2 separate regions of the Homo sapiens genome follow, and region 2 is linked to region 1. Evidence: read pairs that join two places in POLR2A ChIA-PET (ENCODE). Cell type or tissue: MCF 10A. All regions are shown on one strand.

Region 1 (4,000 bases):
ATCACCATCCTGAATAAGTGATGCAGAAACGCTGGCTTGAGACTCAATACATTTCTTTTAACTTGGAGTTCAGAGATCTGTGCTAATGAGGAGCCTGGCTGGCTGACCTGCTGACCATACCAAACGAAGCTAAAGAAGATTTCCAGGCCAGGCGCGGTGGCTCACGCCTGTAATGCCAGCACTTTGGTGGGCCGAGGTGGGTGGATCACTTGAGGTCAGGAGTTCAAGACCAGGCTGGCTGACATAGCGAAACCCCGTCTCTACTAAAAATACAAACTATTAGCTTGGGGTGGTGCTGCATGCCTGTGGTCCCAGCTACTCGGGAGGCTGAGGCATGAGAATCGCTTGAACCCGGGAGGCGGAGGTTGCAGTGAGCCGAGATTGTGCCACTGCACTCCAGCCTGGGCAACAGAGCGAGACTCTGTCTCAAAAGAAAAAAAAAAAAAGAAAAATTCCTAGACCTGGATTTGCTCTTGAAAATGAAATAGACTTCTTCTGATTTCTGTAGGAGTGACTTTTATGGAGACGAGTCACCTTACGGCTGTCTGAGGAAAGTGCTGTGCCGATGAGGCATACTGCAGTGACAACAATAATAATTGCTAAGATACATTGATTTGAGTGTATCTTAGCAATTATTATTGAATAATTAACATTGAACACTGTACCAAGCACTGCAATAAAAACTTTATGGGTATTAACCTGTTTAGTCCTCCCAGCCATTCTAGAAGTGGTATTCTCATTATCCCTGTTTTAGAGATGAGGAAACCCAGGCTCAGGGTGGTTGAGTAACTTTCTCAAGGTTGCATGGGTGCTGAGTGTGGGAGCTAGGACTTGAACTCAAGTCTGCCTGGCTCTGAACCTGAGCTCTTAATCTCTATGTTAAACTGCTTCCATCCAATCTGCAGCTCTGACCCGGCCAGCTATCTGGCACATCTGGGCTTTTGGTCCAGGGGGATGAGGTGATAACAGCAGGGATGGCTCCGTGTAGACTCAGCACTGCAGAGGAAAGCACAGCCACCCGATGAAACAGTGGAGAGGCGGGGAGTGCAGGGCACTGCAGAGGTGGCAGGAGAAGGTGACCTGAGTCTATCCAACCTTGACATTCAGTGACTTGGCCATCTCAGATCTGTGAATGGGCCTGGCAAATGCCTATTTTGAACCTTGAGTTTGAATGGTCTAAAAAACCCTGCCAAGATGGGTAGCAAGAGGCTTTCTGGTAAACTGCTCTGAAATGGAGTGAAGACACCGATCCCCTGTGTGGCCCAGTGACTGGAGAAAGTGTGAGCCAGCGGATGAGTCAGCAGTTGGAAATAGCATGCCTGACACCAGCTGCGTTCATAGGAACATGTCACCCAAGCAACCATCCTGTCTCTGCTCACAGCACCGTGAGGCCTTCTCCAGGGGACCTGTGCGGTTTGGGTCCCCCAGGTGAGGCATGGCATGGATCTGCAGAGGAGCAGGAAAGGTACCCCTTAACTTCCAAGAGCAAGTCTGGCCCTTGTGAATTATTCAGTCATTCAGCAAACAGCAGCTGAGCCCCTACACCATGCTAGCAGTGACTCAGGCTGAGTTCACAGGCTGTGGGGGAGGGAGGCACATGAGTAATTACCATGTGATGTGCTCAGGGCTGGGGTGGGGACCTGTACCGAGTAACAGAGCTGGGGGGCAGGGTAGGGGAGCACAGTCTCAGTGACCTTGGCTAACAGTCCAGAGGAAAACCTGCAGGAAGGAAGGCTGCGGAAAACGTTCATGCTTCACTTAGAGGAACGTCTTATTCCTGACGGTCCTGGAGATGTGTGATACAGGCTGGGTCTCCCTTATCTGAAATGCTTTGAGCCAGAAGCATTTCAGATTTCAGATTTTTTTTTTTTTGGAATATTTGCATTACCCTATGGCTATCGTTTTAAGCCACATCTTTACCACACAGAGAATGAGCAAAAACTAGGTGAGTAATGCACGCAGGTCTTAGCCCCACATGAGCCATTATGGGGAACCTGTTGTTGGAGCATCCGGCCTGCACATGTGCCATTTTGCTACCCTTTGTGGGCATGCTTGAGCCGCAGGATCTGGGCATGCCCAGAAAAGAGAGTGCATCGCAGCTGAAGGAGGCTTTTTGGGGATGCTGAATAAACTGCGTGCTGTGCACCTGTGTTTTCACTACAACCTGTCACATGAAGTCAGGTGTGGAATTTTCCCCTTGTGGTGTCATGTCAGCACTTTAAAAGTTTTGGATTCGGGGCCAGGCATGGTGGCTTCACGCCTGTAATCCCAGCACTTTGGGAGGCCGAGGAGGGTGGATCACCTGAGGTCAGCAGTTCGGGACCAGCTTGGCCAACATGATAAAACTCCGTCTCTACTAAAAATACAAAAATTAGCTGGGCATGGTGGTGTGCCTGTAATCCCAGCTACTAAGGAGGCTGAGGTGGGAGAATTGCTTGAACCTGGGAGGCGGAGACTGCAGTGAGCCAAGATCATGCCACTGCACTCCAGCCTAGGCAACAGAGCGAGACCCTGTCTCAAAAAAAAAAAAAAGTTTTGGATTTTGGAGCATTTCAGATTTCAGATTTTCGGATGAGGGATGCTCAGCCTGTATTAGAAGGGGAAGCCAGCTCTGTCTGGCTCTGGAGGCTGAGGGGTGAAGACGTCCTCTCAGGCACCTTCTCAGGACCAGGGTTCTCTACTCTCTGGGGAGGACTCTGTCCTCTGGACCCTGCTAATTCTGGTTTGACCTCCTTCTCTGGCAGGTGACAGTGGCCCTATATCTGTGAATGCTTTACATGGAACACCCATACCAACCAGAGGCACCCCTGTCCTAGAGATGGGCCTCTAGGAGGGGGCAGATCAGCTCTGGACACACTTGGAAGTAGGTCCCAGCAGTGGCCTGGGCGGTCCCCGGGCCTCAGACACACAGCTTGACTCCATTCCTAGCGTTTTACTCTTCCCTCTGGAGGCCTGGAGGGTGCCTTGTGGCTGCCATGGCAACAGAGGCGGGGTGCAGGGGTAGTTCCCCATGCACACCCTGAGGTGGGCTGAGGCCTACACCAGGGTGGAAAAATCCTAGGATATCCTCCCCTTAGGCTTTTCCAGGTTAGAAGATGGGGTGGTCACAGCCCTTTCACACTTCGGCCCTTGGGTTTTCTAAGGAATTTGCTAAGGGTGCCACTGCCCTTAGCAGTGAGGATTCTTAGTAGAATCGGGGAGAAGTATCTGTCTGACCTGAGGATCATCCTTGGGCAGTAGACTTTTTTCTCCTGGTACAGCTCCCTCAGGTTGACGATCTCAAGCACCGTCACCAGGTTCACAAATGCCCGAGGAACCTGAGAAAAGGCAAACTCAGTCACCAAGAGGATGAGGCTGGGCAGCCTTTCACCTCGGTTTGGGGCCTGCTCCTCCTGCTGAAGTTTCAGATCTAGGGACTTCCATCTGCCCCCATCCACTTCCTCCACCCGTCCCTGCTCCCCCTCTATGCATTTGGGCTGGGATCCACAACAAAGGTGACCTGCCAAGGAGGTCTCAGCAGGATGCCAGAGCTTCCTCTAGGCTAGGTCTGAGGTCTAAGATGCAGGCCTCATGGCCTAGCCTCCGTACCTCAGCATGGAGGATGTCCAGGGCCTTTCCAATGTTGTCTGTGAAGTTCTGGGGAGAATAGTGGACCTGCAGGAAGAGGAAGTGTCCCTTGAACACCATTTGTCACCTAATCTCTCTACAGAACAGGGCTACTTTCTCTCTTGGGTCCCCTTCTTTTTTTTTTTTCTTTTTTTGAGATAGGATCTCACTCTGTCTCCCGGGCTGGAGTGCAGTGGTGTGATCATGGCTCACTGCAACCTTCACCTCCTGGGCTCAAGCAATCCTCCCACCTCAGCCTCCCAAGTAACTGGGACCATGGGTGCGTGCCACCACACCTGGCTAATTTTTGTATTTTTTGGTAGAGATGGGGTTTCCCCATGTTGCCCAGGCTGGTCCTGGGCTCAAGTGATCCATCCACCTCAGCCTCCCAAAG
Region 2 (4,000 bases), 250 kb before region 1:
TACAGTTCCCTCTCCCATGTACCCTATATCCAACTGGTTACCAGGTAATGATAATTATAATTTTTTAACATTTCTAACATCTGTTTCATTTTCTTCAGCACTGCTATCAATTTTCTTCACAACCTTGTTTCCAGCTATAGCAAGTTTAGCAGTTTCCAATACATTCCCTATATTGGATCTCTTTTGCATACTGTCATTGGATTATTCTGTCAAAACACACTACTTATCTCATTGCTTTCTAAATTCCTAATCTGGAATCAAGTAATAGATAGTGAAGAACTCAGCTATGATGATATTGTGGCATCTTGGCCAGAGTATTAACGGGAATAGAGAAAAACTTCTTGATTAAATTGCTACCCTCCATGATGCATGAAAGGGGCTGGAAGTGTAGTCTAACTCTCTCATTAGATAGGCATCCTCCCTAATGTGTGAACCAGTTTAGAAATTAAGCCATCACCAATGTAAATAAATCCCACCTTAAAGGAGTTGTTGATAAGATCATCAGGTAAGAAGATAAAATCAGAATAAACAAAGAAATAGTCCACTCTTTTCTGGAGAAGCCCTATATATATTTTCCAATTTAATCACAACCCATCTCTTTCCAAAAAGGAATGAGGCAGCTGAGAAAAAAGGGGAAAAAATTTCATTGAGCTTAGACCCAAAAGGGAAATTTCGACTAAAAGGGGAAAGCAGACATGCCAGTAATAAAATGTAATAGAGTTGATGTGGTCAAGGATAATACCTGGCTTTTAGCTTCTTTGCAGCCAAGATTAAAAAAAGAAAAGAGACAATTACAAAACTCACTATTTGAAAAGACAGCACATGTTCTTTCTTATGTCAGTGGTGTATAATTCAAAGAGCACTAAGTTATTAGTATCTGCTACTTATTAACTTCATGGCCATGGACAAATCACAATCTTACTAAGCCACAGTTTTTGCATCTGTGAAATGGAGGGAATACTGCGGCTATTTAATTCCCAAGACAAGAAATAAATGCATTTTCTAAACTAACCAATATGAGAGGTTTATATGGAGGCTAGATGTCACAGAAAAAAGAGAACACTAGGAAGTCATTAGATGTTCTGGCTCTGCAACTTCTATGATTTTGAGTAAATCCCAGCCTCCTCGGTCCTCAGTTTCATTAGCTGTGAAATGAGGATGCCACCACCCCCACAGCTATTTGTGTGATAATTTCTGTAAAAGTCATAATTTGTAAAGCACTGTGCAAATGTAAAGTATTATTATTATAAGCTAGTTTGTAGCTACTATCTTAACTTGAGGTTATTTTAGGATATGGGACTAAAGAAATGTTTCGTTTGGCAGTATGCCAGGCTTTCAGTAACAAATGTATAGAACAGTTACATTTTCAACAGTATGTCTTGCTATTTCAGGAATGGGAATGGGGTGATATAATACTTCTTTACAATAAACTCCCAGGGCACTGAACTTGGTGTGTTATTCATAAAGTAGTTGTCCAGTGAACACTTAACAGAACAGGATAAAATCTACTAGGCAGTTACCTTTTCTATACGCCTACAGGATTCAAATGTACCTTGTTGGAACAGCCAAAAAACAGCTTCTCTATCTGCCACTGGAGTAAGCGGCAGTGCAAAGTGAGCTCAGTGAATAATTATTTTATAGTTTATTGTTTCCCTATTTAATGGATAAGAAGGTATGAAAAAGAATTGGAAGTTCCATTCATTTGATCAGTCAACAAATATTTATTGACTACCCACTATGTGCCAGGCACTGTTCTAGGCTCTGGAGATAGAATAAGAACAAAATAAGGCTGGGCGCTCATGCCTGTAATCCCAGCACTCTGGGAGGCTGAGGCAGGTGGATCACTTGAGATCAGGAGTTTGAGACCAGCCTGGCCACCATGGTGAAAACCCTGTCTCTACTAAAAATACAAAATAGCCGGGCGTGGTGGCGCATGCCTGTAATCCCAGCTGTAATCCTAGCTACTTGGGAAGCCGAGGCAGGAGAATCGCTTGAACCCAGGAGGTGGAGGTTGCAGTGAGCCAAGATCACGCCATTGCACTCCAGCCTGGGTGACAGAATGAAACTCTGTCTTAAAAAAAAAAAAAAAAAGGTCAGGCACTATGGCTCACATCTGTAATCCCAGAACTTTGGGAGGCCAAGGTGGGAGGATTGCTTGAGCCCAGGAGTTCAAGGTTGCAGTGAGCTACGATTGCACACTGCAGCTGGCAGCCTGGGTAACAGAATGAGACCCTGTCTCAAAAACAAAAACAAAACAAAACAAACAAATGCAAAATAAAGACCCTGCTCTCTTGGAATCTGTATTTTAGTGGGAGGAAATTTATTAACAAGATAAATAAGTAAAAAGCAGTCTGTTACATGATGGTTGAGTGCTATGAGGAAAATTGGAACTGAGAAAGGGAATACAGAGTAATAGTGGGAGGAACTACTTTTAATTTTAACAGCTTTGAAATGTAATTAAAATACCTTAGAATCACCCAATTGAAATGTACAATTCAATGATATTCAATATATTCAGAGTTAAGCAACCATAACCACGGTCAATTTTGAAGCATTTTCATCACTCTATATATAAAGCAATCACACTCCATTTTCTCCCTTCTCTCAGCCCATAACAACTACTAATCTACTTTCTGTCTTTGAATTTGTCCATTCTGGACCTTTCATATAAATGGAATCATACAATATGTCGTCCTTTGTGACAGGCTTCTTTTATGTAGCATAATCTTTTCAAGGTTATCTGCGTTGTAGCTTGAACCAGGTACTTCATTCCTTTTAATTGCCAAGTAATATTTTATTGTAGGGATATACCTTATTTTGTTTATCCATTCTATCAGCTGATGGACATTCAGGTTGTTTGTACTTTGGCTATTATGAATACTGCTATGAACATTCATGTTAAAGTTTTTTGTGTGGACATAGTTTTGTTTTTACCCTTTGGCATATATAGCCAGGACTAGACTTGCTGGATCATATGGTAACTCTATGTTAACCTTGTGAGGAATTGCCAGACTGTTATGCAAAGCAACTTCCCCATTTTACATTTCCATAAGAAGTGTATGAGGGTTCCAGTATCTCCACATCCTCTTCAATACTTTTATTTTTGTTTTGTTTATAGCCATCATAGTGGGTGTGAAGTAATATCTCATCGTGCTTTTGATTTGCAATCCCTGACAGCTAATGATGTTGAACATCTTTTCAAGTGTGTGTGTGTGTGTGTGTGTGTGTGTGTGTGTTTTAGCAATTTGCATACCTTCTTTGGAGAAATGTCTATTTGGATTATTTGCCCATTTTTTAAATTGATTGTCTTTTTATTATTAAGTTGTAAAGCTCTTTATATTTCTAGATACAAGACCCTTATCAAATAGATGACTTGCAAAAAATTTTTTTCATTTTATAGGTCATCTCTTCACTTGGTATCCTTTGAAGGACAAAAGGTTTTAATTTTGATGATGTCTATTTTATATTTTCTTTTGTTACATGTTACTTTTGGTATCATGTCTAAGAAACCTAATTCAAGGTCACGAAGACTTACCCCTATGTTTTCTTCTAAGAGTTTTATGGTTTTAGGTTTTACATTTAGGTCTTTGATCCATTTTGAGTTAATTTTTATATATGGTATAAACCAGAGGTTCGGCTTCATTCTTTTGCTTGTAGATATCCAGTTGTCATAGCACCATTTGTTGAAAAGACTACATTTTCCCCATTGAATTTTCTTGGCACCCTTGTCAAAATTCAATTGAACATAATTGTGACGGTATATTTCTGGACACTTCTATTCCATGGAGGGAGATACTACTCTATATAAGGTGATAAGGAAAGGTCTCTCTGAGGTGACATTTAAGCAGAATCCTGAACGTAGTTAGGAAGTGAAGCATACTGATATTTGGGGAACAACATTCCAGGTTATGGGAATAGTAAGTGCAAAGACCATGAGATGGGAGTGTAACTGGTATCTTTGAGGTAAGGAGGCCGGTGTAGCTTGAGTGGAAGAGCAAAG

The links. Peaks named below come from ENCODE experiments on the same cell type or tissue, not always from the same donor. Only the 100,000 strongest peaks of a DNase experiment are listed, where the experiment ranks them.
Region 2: POLR2A ChIA-PET joins it to region 1 with 5 read pairs; 5 of 35 experiments call an interaction of 5 or more read pairs at or near these places.

The regions. Positions count from the first base shown.
Region 1 is chr2:28,581,722-28,585,721 of GRCh38, reverse strand. It overlaps PLB1 (phospholipase B1), which reads right to left. Exons shown (of 58, transcript NM_153021.5): 24 at 3,589-3,654; 25 at 3,217-3,317. Among named protein-coding and RNA genes, the nearest start is that of PLB1, 88 kb to the right of the region's middle. RefSeq lists an enhancer at 1,198-1,257. In MCF 10A, no CTCF peak of the experiment used is centred here; DNase peaks (open chromatin) are centred at 1,291 and 1,581.
Region 2 is chr2:28,833,318-28,837,317 of GRCh38, reverse strand. All of the region lies in intron 6 of SPDYA (speedy/RINGO cell cycle regulator family member A), which reads right to left. Among named protein-coding and RNA genes, the nearest start is that of SPDYA, 24 kb to the right of the region's middle. In MCF 10A, no CTCF peak of the experiment used is centred here; no DNase peak of the experiment used is centred here.